Linked DNA regions of Homo sapiens: region 2 is linked to region 1. Evidence: read pairs that join two places in POLR2A ChIA-PET (ENCODE). Cell type or tissue: OCI-LY7. All regions are shown on one strand. Links, peaks and the distances in the headings refer to the core of each region. The heading gives the core; the rest is flanking DNA.

Region 1 (10,227 bases), core at 2,102-7,101:
TGGGAGGTAGACATGGTCTCCATCCAGAGAGAGCAGAGGGTCCCAAGGGTACACAGACAAATCACCATCCTGAGGCACGGGGCCAGGGAAGAGAGCAAGACTTTGTTCATGGACAGGACAGGAAATGAATGAGGGAGCAGACGAGTGGCCAAACTGAGACCCTCTTACCTTTGACAAGTTGACAGTGAAGCAAAGGAAGCAGATGAGGCAGGACTTTGCTCGTGAAGCAGGGTCGGGGGTGCATTTGTAAAGGAAGGAGCCGCTAGAGAGGAGCTAGGAGGCTGTGATAGATAAAAGACAGAGTGAAGGACAGTGGGAGACAGCAGAACAAGATCAAGATGGAGGAGTCAACTTTGGTTTGAAAGAACTTTTCCTCATCTAAAATCCAGGGATTGGCCGGGCACGGTTGCTCACGCCTATAATCCCAGCACTTTGGGAGGCCGAGGTGGGCAGATCACCTGAGGTCAGGAGTTCGAGACCAGCCTGGCCCACATGGCAAAACCCCAACTGTACTAAAAATACAAAAAAACAATGAGCCAGGCGTGGTGGTGCATGCCTGTAATCCCAGCTACTCAGGAGGCTGAGGCAGGAGAATCACTTAAACCTGGGAGGCAGAGGTTGCAGTGAGCTGAGATTGCTCCACTGCACTCCAGCTGGGCCACAAAGCAAGACTCCATCTCAAAAAGAAGAAGAAAAAGAAAGAAAGAAAGAAAGAAAGAAAGAAAGAAAGAAAGAAAGAAAGAAAGAAAGAAAGAAAGAAAGAAAGAAAGAAAGAAAAAATAAATCCAGGGATCAATATAAAAACAGATTTTTCTGGGGAGAGGAGAGAAGTAAGCATAGGGAGTTCCTACTGGAGCCAGGCAGTCCTGGGACCAAGTGCCTGCATTGTGACTTGGAGGACCAAGTGCCTGCATTGTGACTTGGAGGAAGTTGCCTCTTTAAACCCGGGATTCATCATCTGCAAGACAAGGTTATTGATACTCGCCTCGCAGATGAAGTGTAGTTATGGCGCCAGCCTAGTGCTTATGGCTGCTGCATACATGGTAGCAGCTGTGATTACTACTGTAACTCATCTCAGGGAAGCAGGAGGTGTAGGCATCCACAGAAGGGTAACAGGGAAAGGATGGTTTAGGGGCTTTGGGGAAATGAGCCGCCATGGGACTATTACAGAGATAGTCAGAAGGGGACTAGAAGGAAGGCCATGAGGTGGTAAAGGACCAGCAAAGGTCCAAGGGCAGGAATTTGGGGCAGTCCATTGGTAACTCTGGGACTTTAACTGGTAGGGTTCAGCAGCCTGGGAGTGGGATCTCAGCAGCTGGGGAGAGGGATTGACATTTCCATTAACATTGTGTGGACATTCACATCCGTGAAGGAAGTGTCTAAACTCTAGTTTTAGGGAGGCTGATCTTTTGATCAGGGTTTGCACAACAAAGCACCACTCCGGTGCCTGTAATTCTAGGACTCCCTGTTTCGCAGCCGTTAGCATCAGACAGGTTTCCACCAGTTTTCGTTCAAGTCACTGCCCTAACAACCTTCCTATGTGTGTGTACAGAAGGAAGAGCCAGATATATGATGAACAATGGTTTATGACAGACCCAACAAATGCCTTTGAGACAGAATGCCTTTGAGATGTTACCTTACGCTGCTGGTCATTCATTTTGACAACTTGGATTGTCAATTGACTTGTAGTAAAAGGAGCACCCTAGAACAGTTTCTAAACCTCAGCACTAACCAGATATGGTGCCAGATAATTCTTTGCTGTGGAGGTTGCCCTGTGGATTATAAGATGTTTAGCAGTATCCTTGGCCTCTACCCACTAGATGCCAGTAGCAGCCCTCCCCGCTGGGGGTAGAATTTGCCCCTGGTTGGGAATCACTACCCTAGAAGTACAATGATAATCCTTGATGAAAACCATACTAGTGTCCACATTTTACTACTTTGAACTCAGCTGTGATAATCTCCCCAAATAGCAGTTCTCCAAGGACCTTCTTCCTTATGGCCAAGTCCCCAGTTGTTGCATCACTTCATTTAGCAAGGCAGAGCTAAATGATTGCAAAAAGGTAAAGCTGAGAAACAAGAGCTACACAAATTTACAGGCATTTCATCAGGAGTGGTTCAAGTTTTATAGAGCCTGAAACGTATGCACCTTAGGAAGCCCTTTTCATGAACACTAATGCATAATTGTAAACACAAAATCGCTAGGGCCCCTCTTGGGGTGTTGGAAGAAGCTGGGGCTCAGACTTTATTGGTTTCTCCATGAACCTGCTTCTATACATCATGCAAACTTATTCTTTGCTCAATTTTCTTCTCCTGTCTGAACTTTTTCCTCCCAGAATACTATGTTGGATAATCCTACATATAACATTCACTTCCAACGTGCTTTTCTCTTGTAAACAATTACTTAAGATATTATCCCTTTTGCTTCTTTTTTTCCACAAGTTATGAAGGCGAAACCATATTGCTTTCAGCTAAAGAGGTGCAAAGTTGATGTGAGACTAGGTAAAAGAAACCATCTAGATCTCAATTTCCAAGGCTATATGGAAAATGAAATTGTTCTACTTATTAAAATAGCATTTCTTAACCTTCTTGTGACTTACTAAAAATGACCATTAACATTTTCAGTGGGTTCCATTTTGGTTTTGGTCAGAGTTTCTTCTGTTTCACTGAGAATTTCGGTGACATTTATCCTTCACTTCCTTTTTTTTTCTGCTGCCCTCTGGGGCTGAGGCTAGGGGATGTGGTGCTCTTGTTGGTCAAACAGCTTCTTTTGGATAGGATTAGCTGAGACCCAATGCTCCAATTCATGATAATAAATCATGTCTTCCTTTTCAAAGTACTCTAATATTTATTCTCATTAATGTTATATGTAAGAAACTGTTATGAGTGCAGCATAAACCAGGCTCGCTTGGGAATCCATCAGTAAATAAGGTCCTCTCCTCACCCCAACAAGGCTTACAGTTGAGTAGGAATGACACATATATATACATAAACAACAGCAATAATAATGGCCATCATCATCATTTGAGTGTGTAGTATGTTCCTACACTACCCTAAGCACTTTACAAACATACCTCAAAATATAAGGCAGAGTGTGATGTATAATGATAAATCACAAACTGTGTTATCTGGGGCCATATTAATTACAGCTGTCCAGGGAACAGCAGGAACACTTCATGGAGCAAAGGGAATCTGAATGGAGCTCTTGGGGTCACTGTGCTCTATCCAGGCAGAGATGCTTCAAGACATAGCACAGACATTCATTTCTTAGTAGCCCTGATGTGGTTCAGGACATGGTATCCCCAAAATACAGCACCTTGGCACACTGAGTATTTCAAGCTGAAGGAATTTGAGAAGCCATTTACTGGAAGGTCTCTCTGACCCTTCCCTGCCCTTCTGCCCTGAAGCAGATCATAAGACTTTTATTCAAGAGGTGCCCTCCCTATATCCAGAAGAAAGGAACAGTCTTTTTTCTTTTCTTTTTTTTTTTTTTTTTTTTGAGACAGAGTCTCACTCTGTCACCCAGGCTGGAGTGCAGTGGCGCGATCTCAGCTCACTGCAACCTCTGCCTCCTGGGTTCAAGTGATTTTCCTGCCTCAGCCTCTCAAGTAGCTGGGATTACAGGCATGTGCCACCAAGCCTGGCTAATTTTTGTATTTTTAGTAGAGACAGGGTTTCACCATGTTGTCTAGGCTGGTCTCGAACTCCAGGGCTCAAGCGATTTGCCCACCTCAGCCTCCCAAAGTTCTGGGATTACAAGAGTGAGCCACCGTGCCGTGCCCGGTCAGAAGAAAGGAACATTCTTATCTCTGAAGACATAGGAACACAAAGAAGAATTTGAACAAACGTATGTTGCTAAGCTCCCTGCAGTTTATTATCATTAGATCATATCCCCTTTGTCCTGTTATATTTCTCCATGACCGTCCACTCTTCATCAAAGCCAGCAATAATACACAAGTCTGTTTCTTTGGGTATTCATTTGCTTAAAAGGCCCCTGTGTCACATAAAACATACCAAATAAATTTGCATGTTTTTCTCTTGTTAATCTGTCTTTTGTTATAGAGCTTTCTCCACTGTAAACCTAGCGATGGGTGAGGAAAAGATATTTCTCCTTATGTTCTCACACAATATTTGAAGCTACTTATTTAAAAAATGCAGCCATAATAGATTGTTAAAACAAGAATGGAAAGCAAAGATCACTTTAAGCAAGAGAAGAGAGAGCTATATGAGAAAACCTAGACTAAGAATATTTCTTAGAATTGAGCTAAAATGCTGGGCGCCGTAGCTCATGTCTGTAATCCTAGCACTTTGGGAGGCCGAGGCAGGCAGATCACTTGAGGTCAGAAGTTCAAAACCAGCCTGGCCAACATGGTGAAACCCTGTCTCTACTAAAAATACAAAAATTAGCCAGGCATGGTGGCGGGCACCTGTAATCCCAGCTACTCGGGAAGCTGAGGCAGGAGAATCACTTGAACCCAGGAGGCGGAGGTTGCAGTGAGCCGAGACCACGCCACTACACTCCAACCTGGGCAATAGAGCGAGACTCCATCTCAAAAAATAAAAAAAGAATTGAGCTAAAATGAAAGTGTCCTGGCAATTTAGGTATCATGAGTTTCATAACTTCACCTTCTTTTCTAAAAAAGGACACACGTGCTTGCTCTAAACTCTAAGAAAGCTGACAGAATCTTTATCCAGGGATGGTGAATGGCAGTAAAATTCTTTTTCACAGATACAGAAATGTCTTTCATGTGTTGATTTCTTACACCTAAATTGTTGTCTTGTGACAGCATTTCTGTGGGGTGCCGAGAAGCTTTGATCTAAGAGTACCCCTTTCTGGTGCTCTAATTCTAATCTGACCGTGGGGGACAGTCGAGAGCAGTGCTTTTCAAGCTCTAATGTGCATCTGAATGACCTGGGGATTCTAAATCAGTCATCTGGGGTGGGGCCTGAGGTCATGCATTTCCAACAAGCTCGAGAGGCTGAAGGCTTAGAGCAGCAGTTCTTAAACCTGAGCATGCATCAGAAACACAGGGGGCCTTGTGAAAATGGGTGGCTGGGCACCACCTCCAGGGTTTTTGATATAGTAGTACTGAGGTAGGCCTCAAGAATTTGCATTTCTTGGCTGGGCATGGTGGCTCATACCTGTAGTCCCAGCACTTTGGGAGGCTGAGGCGGGTGGATGGCTTGAGGCCACGAGTTCCAGATCAGCCTGGCCAACATGGTGAAACCCCACCTCTACTAAAAATACAAAAATCAGCTGGGCATGGTGGCAGGTGCCTGTAATCCCAGCTACTCGGGAGGCTGAGGCAGGAGAATCACTTGAACCCAGGAGATGGAGGCTGCAGTGAGCCGAGATGGAGCTACTGCACTCCAGCCTGGGCAACAGAGTGAGACCCTGTCTCAAAAACAATAAATAAAATAAAGAATTTGCATTTCTTTTTACTCATTCATTTATGAGCAGGGAAGTGGTGGAGTGGGGGCAGTGGGGGGCGGTCTCACTATGTTCCCCAGGCTGGTCTTGAACTCCTGAGCTGAAGAATTCTCCCACCTTAGCCTCCTAAAGCACTGGGATTACAGGCACAAGCCGCCAGGCCTAGCGGAGTTTGCATTTCTTTTCTTTTCTTTTTTTTGAGACGGAGTCTTGCTCTGTCACCCAGGCTGGAGTGCAGTGGCGTGATCTCGGCTCACTGCAAGCTCCGCCTTCCGGGTTCACGCCATTCTCCTGCCTCAGCCTCCCGAGTAGCTGGGACTACAGGTGCCCACCACGCCCAGCTGATTTTTTGTATTTTTAGTAGAGACGGGGTTTCACTGTGTTAGCCAGGATGGTCTCAATCTCCTGACCTCGTGATCCGCCTGCCTCGGCCTCCCAAAGTGCTGGGATTACAGGCGTGAGCCACCGTGCCGGGCCCAGAGTTTACATTTCTAACAAGATCCCGTGTGATACACATTTTAAGAACTGCTGGCTTAGAACATCCCTCATGACTGTGAGTGGTCCCTCACTGGCTTCACATGAAAGTTGATGGTTACAAAATTCAAGATGAAACAACCATGATAGGCCTTCTAAGCAGGTATTTTGTGAGTTTAAATGAAAAGAGATCCACATGCCTTATTTAGATAATGAAGATAAGGATAGCTAACATTTATTAATCTTTTCTCTTTGTAACACACTAAGGGTATAACACACATTATCTCACTTGGCATCTGGCATGGGCAGCAGTGTTGGTGTTTGATGTTTGGCTGAGGAGCCAGACTTGTGTGCGTGCTGGGAGGGGGTGTTTTCGGTGCACTGTTGTGGTCTGCAGAGGTACCTGCATGCCAGGCCAAACTGTCCCTCAGGAAACACCTTTAGATCTAGACTAGCAGACGCTAGAGGCCCGAGTTCTGCTTCACAGAGTCTGCAGGAAATAAATGAAAGAAGTTGAGGGCAGGTGTTAACAATCATCTGTTTCAACCGCAAAAGTACCTGAATATAGAACAGAATTTGTCAAGCCTGGCGCACAGCAGGAGCACCTGGATGCCCGGGACCCATCCACAGAGGGTGTGATTAGATTGGCCTGGAGAGACACCTGGGCACAGGCATTTTTAAGAGCTCCCCAGCCAGGGTTGAGAAACACTGGTACAGGTTTGATTGCAGCAAGATGAATCGGGTTGGCTGAGGAAGGGAAGGGGCAGAGACCAAATTGAACAAAACAAAACATCTATTCCCAGACTGGATCTCTCTTAAGCATTTGCCAAATTGGTTTTGTGCTATCCTTTAGAACAGTGGTCTTCAAATTTAGTATGCATCAGAGTCACCTTGAGGTTTCCTTAAAGCAGATTGCTGGACCTACCCCCAGAGTTTCTAATTTAGCAGGTCTGGGGTGGGCTCAAGAATTTGCATTTCTAACAAGTTCCCAGGTGATGCTGATACTGCTGGTCCCAGAAGCCAGTTTCTTTGCTATTAAGACCTTCATTGCAACATACAGAAGGATGCCTATATTTCTTATTTTCTACTTATTCTCAACTCTTTTTTACTGAAGCAAAAAAATACAAACAAAAGTGAAAACAGGCCGGGCGCGGTGGCTCATGCCTGTAATCCCAGCACTTTGGGAGGTGGATCACCTGAGGTCAGGAGCTTGAGACCAGCCTGGCCAACATGGTGCAACTCCACCTCTACTAAAAATACAAAAAGTAGACGGACATGGTGGCATGTGCCTGTAATCCCAGCTACTCAGGAGGCTGAGGCAGGAGAATTGATTGAACCCAGGACGCAGAGGTTGCAGTGAGCCGAGATGGCACCACTGTACTCCAGCCTGGACGAGAGTGAGATTCCACCTCAAAAAAAAAAAAAAAAAAAAAAAAAAGTGAAAACATGTGAAATCATTCATAATCCGATGATAGCCACAGTAGATGGCTTTTTTTTCCCACATAATACATATGTATGTATACAGATTTTCTTTCAGAAATTATAATGGTCATATGAAGAATGTGTTTGCATCTAGAAAGACATTTGTGCATTATTTCAAGGTCCTTATATAATCTATATAATACACAAAATCTATATAATTTTTGCTATGAGTTTAGAATTATAACAAAGTTTATTTCTTTTGATAATATCTTCAATATTATGTAATAAAAATAACTTTAAAAATCTATATCTAGCTATTTTAACAAATGTTAAAGAGGCCACAGTCTTGTTAAAATGCTATTTAAGTTGAGGTCTAGTGGTATTATTTTGGTAAAACCCCTGATTTGTTAAAATTGTAGTAGGATCTTTTATCAAGCTACATAGCTTGACCCATAAATGTTTTTCATTTATGAAACCAGAATATCTCCACAGAGGAGATCCATAGAAAAAAGAAATCAGAATAAAGTCAGGAGATACTAAAGGGTCTCCACGTTTATAAGCCTTTTCTTAATTGAGAATAGTCGCGAATAGCGAAGACTAAGAGTGGCATGCATTCAGAATTTGTCCCTCACATGTAGGACAAGAGTTAGAAAACCAGCCCACACCACCTGGCAGATGATGGCACAATTGGATGTGGTTGTTTAATTTGTAGGCTAAGAGATTATAGTATTAAAAGGAAGACAGAAAAGAATTTAAACTAGGCCACTACAGTAAAACACAAAAATACAAATGAAGAGACAAAACCTCCACAAAGGACCAGGCAAATAAAAATACCGAAAAGCTGCAACTGTTCTGAATAGTAAGCCTGAAATTAAATTCAGGAATTGCTTAAGGGAGGACGGTCAGGAGCAGCCCCTGAAGGCTGGTGGTAGTCTTCATTCACTACCTCAGGGGAGAAGCCTGTCCTCACTTTCAGAGGTGTGGAGGTGTGGGCCATTCCTGTTGCCTTCCTTCCCTCCCGAAGACAGCCCTGTCCCCCCACCACCTAGAGGCACTTTCAGCAGCACCCAGACACAGTCCTCGATCTTCCCCCTGGGACGGAATGGCACCAACAAAGGAGAGGGCAGTGTTCTCACCCCTGGCTGCACTCCTGAAAACACCTGTCCCGGGCCCCACCCGCAGGCTTCTAATTTAATTGGTCTGGGGTGGGAAACTAAGCAGCAGTTTTGCTTTTTGTTTTTTTTCTGTGTGTGTTTTGTTTTTGAGACAGGGTCTTGCTCCATTGCCCAGGGTTGGGGTGCAGTGGTTCAGTCATGGCTTACTGCAGCCTTAAACTCCTAGGCTCAAGCAATCCTTGTGCCTCAGCCTCCTAAAGTGCTGGGATTACAGGCATGAGCCATCGTGCCCAGCCAGTTTTGTTTTCTAGTTGAAGTAATATATAAATAGCCAAAAAAGTGCACAAGTCATGTGTGCAACTCAGTGAATTATCACAAAGCATACATTTTTTTATATTTGCATAACTGGGTATATCACAATTTGTCTGTTCTGCTGGGCATTTGAGTTGTTTCTAGTTTGAGCAATTACAAATAATGCTGCTGCAAACATCCTTGTATGTGCCTTCCAGTGCATGTGCGCACACTTTTATCTGGGTATAAACTGAGGAGCAGAATTGCTGGATTGCAGGGTAGGATTTGGTTCAATTTTAGTAGATGCTGCCAAACTGCTTTTCAAAGTGATTCTACCAATTTATACTCCCATTAGCAATGTTTGTGAATTCTAGTTGCTCCGCAATGTTTGTGAATTCTAGTTGCTCCACATTCTAGCAAGAAAACAGTATACGTAAAAGCTCCCTGGGTGATTCTGCTGTGCATGAGGAGAAGAACCACCAATGCCATCATATATCACATGCTTTGCAAATGGCATATGGTCTCACGTGTGCTGGAGTGCTAGGGATACAGGGCATAGACTATGATGTCTTCACAACTATCCAGGAAGAAAACAGTACAGACATTTGTGTTCCCTTTTTGCTAATGAGGACACAACGCAAAGTTAATTGACTTACCAGAAGTAACACAGCCATGTAGTGACAGTCAGGACTAAAACCCAGAATTCTTGATTTCCATCCCTTTGCTTGTCCCAACATACAACACAGCCTTATTCAGAAGATGTCCAGTGTATAGAGGTTTGGGGCAAATCAGATGTCGAGGCACCTTCTCAGTTGTTTGAGAGTTTCTGTACCAGAGTTTAAGAAAAAAAAGAAAGCAGAATAAATGACTCAGACTTTCCCTGCCACCAAAGTCTCAGGCCTTGGTTGTGAGAAACACAGAGACCCTCCCTTCAGACAGGAATGAAGAACAGGAAATGTGTCCCTTCTGTGCCTGGGACTCTACACAACCAGAAAAGTGAAGGGTGCCTTCAGGAGCAATTTGGCCTGAGTGTCCCTCAGACCAGCTAGGCTCTGACCCCCAGCTCTTCCCTGTCCTCACCGGGTGACCTTAGACAAAGGGTTCAATTTCTTCGAGTCTCGATTTCCTCATTAGTAAAATAGGAATAATAATATACATACTTTAGGTTCTAAGAAGAGAATATTATCTATAAAAACAAACATATAGTAAGCATTTAATACAATGTAGATTTTTTAATTTTTATTTTTAGACAGTGTCTTGCTCTGTTACCCAGGCTGGAGTGCAGTGGTGCTATCATAGCTTACTGTAACCTCAAACTCCTGGGCTCAAGCAATCCTACTGCTTCAGCCTCCTGAGTTGCTGGGATTACAGACATGTACCACCAAGCCCAGCTAATTTTTAAATTTTATTTACTTATTTATGTAGAGATGGGGTCTCACTGTGTTGCCCGGGCTGGTCTGAAGTCCTGGGCTAAGGCCATCCTCCCACCCCAGCTTC
Region 2 (10,227 bases), core at 2,702-7,701, 140 kb after region 1:
GGAACTTGTGGTCCTTTTTCCAGGCCCACCCATGGCTGCCCATGGACCAATTGGCACACACTTCCTCCCCTCTGAGGCCCATATAAAGCCCTGGACTCAGCCAGACCCAAAGAGATGAGGGGACAACCAACAGCAGAGAGGAGCTATCCACCCCAGAGTCTCTCTGCTGAGAGCTGAAGAAACGATAGGACGACCTGCCTGCAGAGAGGAGCTTTCCTCTCTGCTCAGAGCTGAAGAAATGACAGACGACCTGCCTGCAGAGAAGAGCTACCCTCTCTGCTGAGAGCTGAAGAATGACAGGACGACCTGCCTGCACAGAGGAGCTACTCTCTCTGCTGAGAGCTGAACACTTATCGGGACACCCTGGCTATGCAGAGGAGCTACCCTACCCACTGTGGGTCTTCTCTGAACTGTTCTACCACTTGATAAAGCTCCTTTTTTTTTTTTTTTTTTTTTTGGAGATGGAGTCTTGCTCTGTCACCAGGCTGGAGTGCAGTGGTGCGATACCAGCTCACTGCAACCTCCGCCTCCCGAGTTCAAGTGTTTCTCCTGCCTCAGCCTCTCAAGTAGCTGGGACTACAGGCGCGTGCCACCACGCCCATAAAGCTCCTTTTCATCTTGCTCATCCTCCACTTGTTTGCATACCTCATTCTTCCTGGACGCAAGACAAGAACTCAGGACCTGACAAATGGTGGGGCTAAAAGAGCTGTAAAACAAACAGGGCTGAAACACGCCCCTTGCTCACCACGGGGGACGAGAAGGAGAGAAGAGAGAGGAAGAGAAGAGCTGTGGCCGGGAACCCAGACCTAGGAGCTCCCTGAGCCAGGGCGTGACACCCTCTTTAGGGCTCTGCGGTTTCTAGCGTCTCCAAATTTCCAGGTGCCACCATATTCCCCGGGGTCAGCTGTGGAAGCTGTTTATGGTATTTCTGGTCCAGCCTCAGCTTCACAGGGAGCCATGACTGCGCGTGGAGCTGCCTGCCCCACTGCAGCCAGCGTGCCTGCTGTGTGCGATGGCTGGACCCCATGCTCACTCACACACCTCTCGCTGCTCCACGCCTGGCTTGCCCTTGGCAGGCATCAGACCCAGGCGTAGCGTGCCAGGCCGAGTGGACAGAACGAGCCTAGCGGGCTAGAGAAAAACTCGGGCAAAGACGCCACTGTCCACAGAGGTTTCCAGCTGGCGAAGCAACACCCCAAGGATCCCGTAACACCAGTGCCTGAATGTCTCACCAGTACCTTCTGATGTGTTAGTTTACTCTGCTAGCTCAACCTAATACATTTATAGTAGTAGTATTACAAGACCCCTTCCTTTTTTCCTTTCATTTATTAGAGCCTTATTTCAAAATGCATGGGCATAGTATCATGGTTCTGTTTGTTTGTTTGTTTGAGACGGAGCCTCACTCTGTCGCCCAGGCTGGAGTGCTATGGCGTGATCTCGGGTCACTGCAACCTCCACCTCCTGGGTTCAAGCAATCCTCCTGCCTCTGCCTCCCGAGTAGCTGGGACTACAGGTGCACGCCACCACACCCAGCTAATTTTTGTATTTTTAGTAGAGACAGGGTTTCACCTTGTTGGCCAGGATGGTCTCAGTATCTTGACCTCGTGATCCGCCCGCCTTGGCCTCCCAAAGTGCTACGATTATAGACATGAGCCACTGCACCCAGACAGTATCATAGTATTATAACACACAAATTACTATGAGTCAGAAAACCTAACTTTAGGTTTTACTTAATTTCTGGGACTCAACTTTCTAATGTGTAAAATGAGAGAATTACTAAGATGATTGTAATTTAAACTTTTCTGGATGCCTAAAGAAATCATTTATAGGCACTGTTATTAAACTGTTTTATAATAGACGACTGAGACCTATGGGACTTAGGGAGCATTCAAAAAAAAAAAAAAAAAAGAATAATGGTCTCCTAAAACTGAAACCTTGTAGTTAATTTTGTCCCGCCCTTCCTTCAGCCTCATTCTTTTTCTTTGTTTTTTTTCTTTTATTTTGAGACAGAGTCTCACTCTGTCACCCAGGCTGGAGTGCTGTAGCACGATCTCGGCTCACTGCACCCTCCTCCTCCCCGTTTCAAACGATTCTCCTGCCTCAGCCTCCTAAGTACCTGGGAGTACAGGCACCCGCCACCACATCCAGCTAATTTTTATATTTTTAGTAGAGACCGGGTTTCATCATGTTGGCCAGGCTGGTCTGAAACTCCTGACCTTAAGTGATCTGCCTACCTCGGCCTCTCAAAGTGCTGGGATTACAGGCATGAGCCACCTCTCCTGGCCCAGCCTCCTTCTTTAAGAGATCAATAAACACATGTCCTTATATATACAAAAATATTAATACTTCCCTTGCAGGACTATTGTGATGATTTAATGTGTTTGTAAAGACCCAAGTCATATTCCTGGCAAATACTGAATAAATGGTAATTAATACTGTTGTTGAACTGAAACCTTATCTGTACTTTACAAATAATAAAATTCAGATTTATACCTTAAAAGATTTACAGGACTTGATCTCATTCCGTCATATTTCCAAACTGCTTTGCTATAGCTAGTTCTGAAACCTCCCTCTTCAATGAAATCTGAGCTATAGAGAGCTATCTGTCTCTTCTTTAAGGAACCTCAGACTCTTCCGTCTTTTCTTAGTGACCTTTGTGTCTCTTCTTTTGAAGCAAACTCTGTTCTCTACAAGTCACTTCCAGGTGATGTCATCAAGTCTGCAATGTATCCCACCATCCTCTAATTATAAAGTAGGGCGGAACTGGAGGTTGCCAAGGGAAACCAGGTAACCATGTGTAACACATGAAATTAAATCAAATGTCTTTAGTATCTGAGACTTGTTAAATGGTTTTTCCTTCCAAAGCCTCTGCAGGCTCCCTGCTCCAGCATGCCAGCAGATTGGACAGAACTAACCACACAGCAGGGGCTTAAAGGCTGAATCTCAAATAAGTCAGCATTGCTGGATTATTCAATTGTTACCACAAGCTAATAATGCCCTGGACCTGCTTCTGGCAAGGAAAAAGAAGTATATTTCTCCCTTTCAAATCACCAAGATAATTTTGATAAATGTTCTGTCCCTTAGTGAATAGAAAAAAATCTATTCTCTAGAGTAAACAAAAAAATTTTTCCTCCCCAACAGAAGCAAATGGCATTAAAGTTATCAGGTTTAATCAAATTTGATACCAGAGGCAGTATGTCACCTCTGGAAAATTAAGAAAACACAATTTAATCCTGGACTATGTTTAACTTTATTGGAGAATGTTAGGCAAGTCCTAAATGGGGCAGTTGAATAAGTGCTTGCTAAAGTGCTTGTGTACTCTGCTAACACTAACACACACACCATAGACCAGAAGGTCTATGCCCGGGAATGGTGTTTGAGCTTTCTGAGTTAGAGGTTCATCTAGTACCAAATAATGAGAGTGGGTGACAGTAGGAACAGGGATTGAAGTTGATTCAAGCAGAGGTGATGGAGAAAGGATAGAGACAGAGAGAGGTGTTAAAAATGGTGTGTTGCAAAACTACAATTCAGTAAAGTTGGACACTTTGGGGTATGTTATGTGTGTTCATAAGTGAGGTTAGGGGTTCAGCGATTAAAGATGAAACTGGAAAGTTCAGAAGGTTTTGATTGCCAAGCTAGGTCATGAACCCAAAGACTGAAACCATAACATGAGATGTGATTCATTTACGTATAGGCCAAGACTCGCGGCAGCACAAAGAAACATTTGATATTTGAATCTTCTATAATTCATCAAGTTGCAATATAACCATCATTTTTGTACTATTGTTTTTCTTGTGTGGTAGTTTAAGAGGAAAATATGTCTTGTGCTAAAATATTTCTTTATCATACATGGGAAAGTATACTGTGAGAAAGTCATATTTTCCAGAAAAATGAGAGAATGTGTCCAGCCCACTTTTCTCATTTTTGTTGTCTATCTGGCTCTTATAGACATCTGAGTCTGTAATTCCTGATGGAGGGAAACAAACACTAGATCAAAAGGCAGGCTCTGCTTCTCTTATGTGATCACTAGCAAGGTGGCTTCTCTCTCTGGGTTTCTCAAACCGTAAGAGGAAGGTATTCAATTTATTTAGGGGGTACTGCCTATGTGGTGAGATTGCAATTGAGAATGCAGAGATAAAAAAACAGTCTCTGCCCATGAGCAAACCCATGAACTAAGACAAAACGATAATAAACATTAAGCTATTAATAGTAACAGTAATGAAAATAATTAAAATACAGAGTGGTGGGGGCTGAGACAGAGACACACTTAGGAGGGGCATGTAAAGGATCCTCGGCTCAGTCTTGCAGGAGAAGTGACACCTAATCTGAGCTTCGAAGGATCAGCTACTTACAATTCACAGGGCAGGCCGGCTTGGGGCTCCCGCCTATAATCCCAGCACTTTGGGAGGCTGAGGAGGGTGGATCACCTGAGGCCAGGAGTTCAAGACCACCCTGGCCAACATGGTGAAACCCCATCTCTACTAAAAATACAAAAATTAGCCGGGTGTGGTGGTGCGCACCTGTAATCCCAGCTACTAGGGAGACTGAGGCAGGAGAATCGCTTGAACCTGGGAGGCGGAAGTTGCAGTGAGCTGAGATTGCACCACTGTACTCCAGCCTGGGCAACAGAGTGAGACTCCATCTTAAAAAAAAAAAAAAAAAAAAAAGAATTCACAGGGTGAAAAACGTGGAAAGTATGTTCCAAACAGAGGAAACCCAAAGGTGCAAATGCCAGAGAGCACTGGGAAGGTTCTGGGGACTATGTCAGTGGTCCCTAAAGAACTGAGGATGTGTGGCTGGGAAATGCAAAGGAGGAAGCAGGACTTAGATCACAGAACTACTGGACCCATACTAAGGGGTTTAGATATTCCCCTTAAGGCAATATGGTCCCACAGAAGGATTTTAAGGAATGAAGTAGCATGATCATATTTGTCTTCAGGAATGCCCACTCTGGTTGCATTGTGAATTAGAAGAAAAAGATGGGAATTAAAGAAAAGGAAGATTTGTCGTAAACTAAAGCAGTAATTCAAGCAAGAAAAAATATATTACAGCAATGCTAGTGATGATAAAGTGTAGGCAACTTTAAGAACTATTGAGAACACAGATTGGCAGGACTTGCTGATTGGCAGTGATGTTGAGGTTTCTAAATCACCACCAATGCCCTTCAAACTATATTCTTTTGAATCTTACACATCTCTTGGACTCATTTATAATAACAAAGATAAAATAAATATAGACTGAGAATAATGACAATAGAAAAATGACAATAGTTGTGTGGGCAGCTGGAGGCATTTAGCAGTACCCCCTGCTCCAAACTCTTCTCCCAACACATACACATACACATACACATACACATACACATACACATACACATACACATATGCATACATACATACAAACATTTATGTAATTTTTTCTTGCACTGTAATAGCCATTTGGAAACTGGGCTCAATAAGGAGGTTAGTGACAAGAGAAATTCTTCTTCCTTCTCTCTATCCAGACCACTGCCTAAGATTTCCTCCTTCTCCTCCTCCCCATCCCCAGCATGCTAGTGCCTTAAGCTTCTGCTCCATCAGGGCCTGTGCCTCACCGTGTGTCAGGGTTGTGGCAGCATGCTATAACCTTGAACATCTGCCTCTCCTTGTGTCTCAGGCGTGGTGGCAAAAAAGAGGAAGGTAAGAGAGGAAGGGGGAATATTTTCCTATAACCACTGTTTGATCTACCACTTAGTTGACTCTTGCACCACCACCATCTCCTCACCCCCGCCACCTCCCCATCTCAAAACTTTCTTCTTTTCCCCAAAGGCTTGGATGTCAGACGTGTGATTAAATGAATGTAACAGACTGAATCTAGGTGTCTCCTCTGATAAATAAAACCTATGTTGGCCATGTTTAAAAACCCATCAAAATCCTCTTTTCTTTCCCTACATGGTTGAGAAAAAAGAAAATGAAGTGAGACATAAGAAGAGATCATTTAACTCTAGGTTTTCTCTCTACTTTGGCAATAAGAACTTTTAGATAGCATTGAAAAGGTTGAAGATCTTCTTTTTGGACAAGTCAAGAGGGGAAAAGCAAGGACAGATCAGCATAGAATGAATCTGTGGGGCCAAATTAGGTTTTACAGCTCTATTACTCCAGTTCCTGGAATTGCTATTTTTATGTTGTGAGTTTTAAGGAAATTGTATTGCATCTTCCAACACTGTAGGTGCTGATGTTTGTTTAGAAATGAAGGATTTGATTGGAAATAACAAGAGGAAATTCTGCAAGTGGGGTGGGGTAGGAGTAGAAGCAGGGAGGGGGATCAGAAAAGACACAACAGTTACAATAAAGAAAAGGCTCTGGGATAGATAAATGAAGACAGATATGGCTCAGTACTGTTCTTTAGTGTCATATGAAAATGAGAGAGAACACACATAGCAACTGAATTTCAGGTAACTCTAGAGTTAATAACCTCAGTGAAACAAGGATCTCAAACATCTGTTGGCAGCCGGGTGTGGCTGAGAAGTGCAAATGTACTCCCTCTTTGAATTTGGTTTTAGAGAGCCAGCATCTTCTCTGAAACATTTATAGTGGCCAGGACTTTGTACAGTGAAGCCCCATTCTAAGGATACCTCTGAGTTCCTGCCTTGAGCACAATACAAGTTGCAAGAAATCCAGCACAACCATCAGAGGATAAGGCTGACCTGTGATGGCAGCTTCCCTGGAGGACCACCCATCTCCCACCAACTGTTCCTGCCTGTGGCTACGGAACTCTGTGCCTTTCATCCAACACTATCATCAGAAATCCACTAGCTCACATAACTAAATCACTTATAGAAACTTGGCCTGTGGACAAAATCAGCCACAAGAAAGAACCAAAACACCAAGTAGGTCAGTGCTTCCATTTAAGTTGCAGTTCTGCTGACAAACACACATGAACACACAATAAATGTGTAAAAACAAAAATGCATGTAAAATGTAATTATATATATAGATGAAGATATATACACACGTACAGTAGACTATTCTATTCAAAGAAGATTTAAAGAATTATAGAAGATGAGTACAGGCACCTTCAAAAAAATTAAATTGTTATATGTAGATCAGTGGTTCTCTAACAGTTTGGTTAAGGACCCATTACATTCTTTTTTTTATGAGACAGAGACTCACTCTGTTGCCCAGGCTGGAGTGCAATGACACAATCTCGTCTCACTGCAACCTCTCCTCCTGGGCTCAAGCGATTCTCCTGCCTCAGCCTCCTGAGTAGCTGGGACTACAGGCACGCGCCACCATGCCTGGCTAATTTTTGTATTTTTTTAGTAGAGATGGGGTTTCGCCATGTTGGCCAGGCTTGTCTCAAACTCCTGACCTCAGGTGATCCACCTGCCTTGGCCTCGCAAAGTGCTGGGATTACAGGTGTGAGCCACCACGCCAAGCCTACATTCTTAAGTTTTTAAGAACCTCAAGTAGCTTTTGTTTATGTTGGTTATAGCTATCAATATTTACCATATTAGCAATTAAAACCATAAATTAAATTATTTTTTTTGAGACTGAGTCTCGCTCTGTCACCCAGGCTGGAGTGCAACAGCAAGATTTCGGCTCACTGCAACTTTTGCCTCCCAGGTTCAAGCGATTCTCCTGCCTCAGCCTCCCAAGTAGCTGGGATTACAGGTGCCCGCCACCACATCTAGCTAATTTTTGTATTTTAGTGGAGATGGGGTTTCACCATGTTGGCCAGGCTAGTCTTGAACTCCTGACCTCAGGTGATCTGCCTGCCTTGGCCTCCCAAAGTGCTGGGATTATTGGCGTGAGCCACCGTGCCTGGCCTAAAAAATATTTATTAATTCATTAAAAATTAATGACAAAGTAATAAATCCATTATGTGTTAACATAAATAACTTTTCTTGAAAAATATATTTTTCAAACAAAATAATTTAGTGAGAAAACTGATGCTGTGGTACATTTTTGCAAATCTCTTTAATATACATCTTAATAGGAGATACCTGGATTTTCATTCTGCCTCTACATTCAATTTGCTGTAATCACATAGCCTCTGGAAAACTCCACTGTATACTCTTAAAAGAATGAGAGTGAAAAAAGCAAATTATTATAAACTATAAAAATACTTTTGACCTCGTGAACCCCTTGCAAGGACTTCTAGGGGTTGCTAGACCACACTTTGAAACAAACAATTTTGAAGGAAAGTAAAGTAACAAATTAATTATTTGGTAATTAAATAGCTAATATTTAATTAATCAAAATTTGACTCAAGAAGAGGGAAAAAACAGATTGACCAATAACTTTTCTTTTTCCATCTCCATTAAAAAAATAAAAATAATAAAAAAATAAAGAGGCCTCTAACTTCCTCCTAGTCACAATGCAGGTATTTGGTCCCAGGACTACAGGACTGCCTGACTCCAGCAGGAACTCCGTATACTTACTTCTCTCCTCTCTCCAGAAAATCTGTCTTTATCTTGATCCCTGGATTTATTTATTTATTTTATTTATTTATTTATTTATTTTTTGGAGACAGAGTCTTGCTCTGTCACCCAGGCTGCAGTGCAGTGGCACGATCTTGGCTTACTGAAACTTCCACCTCCTGGGTTCATGCAATGCTTGTGTCTCAGCCTCCCGAGTAGCTGGGATTACAGGTGTGCACCACCACACCCAGCTAATTTTTGTATTTTTAGTAGAGGCAGGGTTTTGCAATGTTGGCCAGGCTGGTCTCAAACTCCTGACCTCAAATGATCCATCTGCCTCAGCCTCCCAAAGTGCTGGGATTACAGGCGTGAGCCACCATGCCTGGCCAGATAGAACAATAACTTTTAATAGAAGAAATTGAAAAAGTAATAAAGACCTACCTTTATAACCATCTAATATCATTTTATAAGTGAATTTAACAACATTTCAAGAAACAAAAACAGATAATTTCTTTGTTGTTAAAATTTTCAAAGCGTAAGAAAACCTCACAGTTCTTTCCAAAAGTTTTACATAATCTAATATAAAATCTAATTGCATGATTTAATACCTAAACCAAATATCTATGTATGTAAATATCCTAAATAAAATATTAAGTCGAATTTTTTTTTTTTTGAGACAGGGTCTCTTTCTGACACCCAGGCTGGAGCTCAGTGGCGCGATCATGACTCACTGCAGCCTCTAACTCCCAGGCTCAAGTGATCCTCCACCTCAGCCAGCTGAATTGTATTCCCTTCAATTCAGCATTTCCAATTCTAAGAATTTATCAGACAAAAATATAGTCTTGAGTAGCTGGGACTACAGGCATGCACCACCATACCTAGCTAATTTTTTGTCTTGGTAGAGATGGGGGTCTCACTACGTTGACCATGCTGGTTTCAAAATCCTGGCCTTAAGCAATCCTCCTGCCTTGGTCTCCCAAAGTGCTGGGATTACAGGCATAAGCCACCACACCCAGCCCTTAAGTCTAATTGTTACTATAATCAGAATGAAAAATGCTTATTTCAAGAAAACAACACAAATTCAACACAAGGAAATTATTAGTTTACTTGACTACAAAATAGATAAAAGGAGAAAAATATAATTATTACAAATATCTATTTATTATTTTTAACACAACATACTATACTTGGAATAGAAGCAAATTTCATTAAATAAAGGATAGGCTGGGCGCGGTGGCTCACGCCTGTAATCCCAGCACTTTGCGAGGCTGAGGCAGGTGGATCACCTGAGGTCAGGAGTTTGAGACCAGCCTGACCAACATGGTGAAACCCCTCTCTACTAAAAAATACAAAAAAATTAGCTGAGCATGGTAGCGCATGTAATCCCAGCTACTCAGAAAGCTGAGGCAGGAGAATCGCTTGAACCAGGGAGGCGGAGGTTGCAGTGAGCCGAGATCGCATCATTGCACTTCAGCCTTGGCAACAAGAGCAAAATTGCATCTCAAAAAAAAAAAAATTAGATAAAGTGTACCTATCAGAATAGAGCTAACAATATACTTAGTATTAAAATATACACATATGATACACCTAAATATACTGTATATATTTTTAAAATAGTAAAAAAGAAATGACAAAACTATCATTATTTGCAAATAAGGTAACTGCATACCTAGATAATAACTGAAAAACCACTAGGATTAATAATAGAGACCTGCAAGTTAGTCAGTTCCAAGACAAACATTAAACACACACACCTACAAACATGCATATATTACTTTCCTAATAGCCAAAGAAAAAAAATTATGGGAAAAAGAGATTCCACTCAAATT

Evidence for each region. ChIA-PET counts read pairs that join two places held together with the same protein. Peaks named below come from ENCODE experiments on the same cell type or tissue, not always from the same donor. Only the 100,000 strongest peaks of a DNase experiment are listed, where the experiment ranks them.
Region 2: POLR2A ChIA-PET joins it to region 1 with 6 read pairs; 2 of 35 experiments call an interaction of 5 or more read pairs at or near these places.

What each region holds. Positions count from the first base shown.
Region 1 is chr2:60,834,671-60,844,897 of GRCh38, forward strand. No RefSeq gene overlaps it. Among named protein-coding and RNA genes, the nearest start is that of REL-DT, 42 kb to the right of the region's middle. RefSeq lists enhancers at 6,399-6,818, 9,577-9,796. In OCI-LY7, for the core only: a CTCF peak has its summit at 4,827; DNase peaks (open chromatin) are centred at 4,921, 5,571, 6,441, 6,861 and 1 weaker place; H3K4me3 peaks cover 3,475 bases; H3K27ac peaks cover 4,859 bases.
Region 2 is chr2:60,973,777-60,984,003 of GRCh38, forward strand. All of the region lies in intron 4 of PUS10 (pseudouridine synthase 10), which reads right to left. Among named protein-coding and RNA genes, the nearest start is that of PEX13, 39 kb to the right of the region's middle. In OCI-LY7, for the core only: no CTCF peak of the experiment used is centred there; DNase peaks (open chromatin) are centred at 5,645 and 6,515; H3K4me3 peaks cover 1,112 bases; H3K27ac peaks cover 3,790 bases.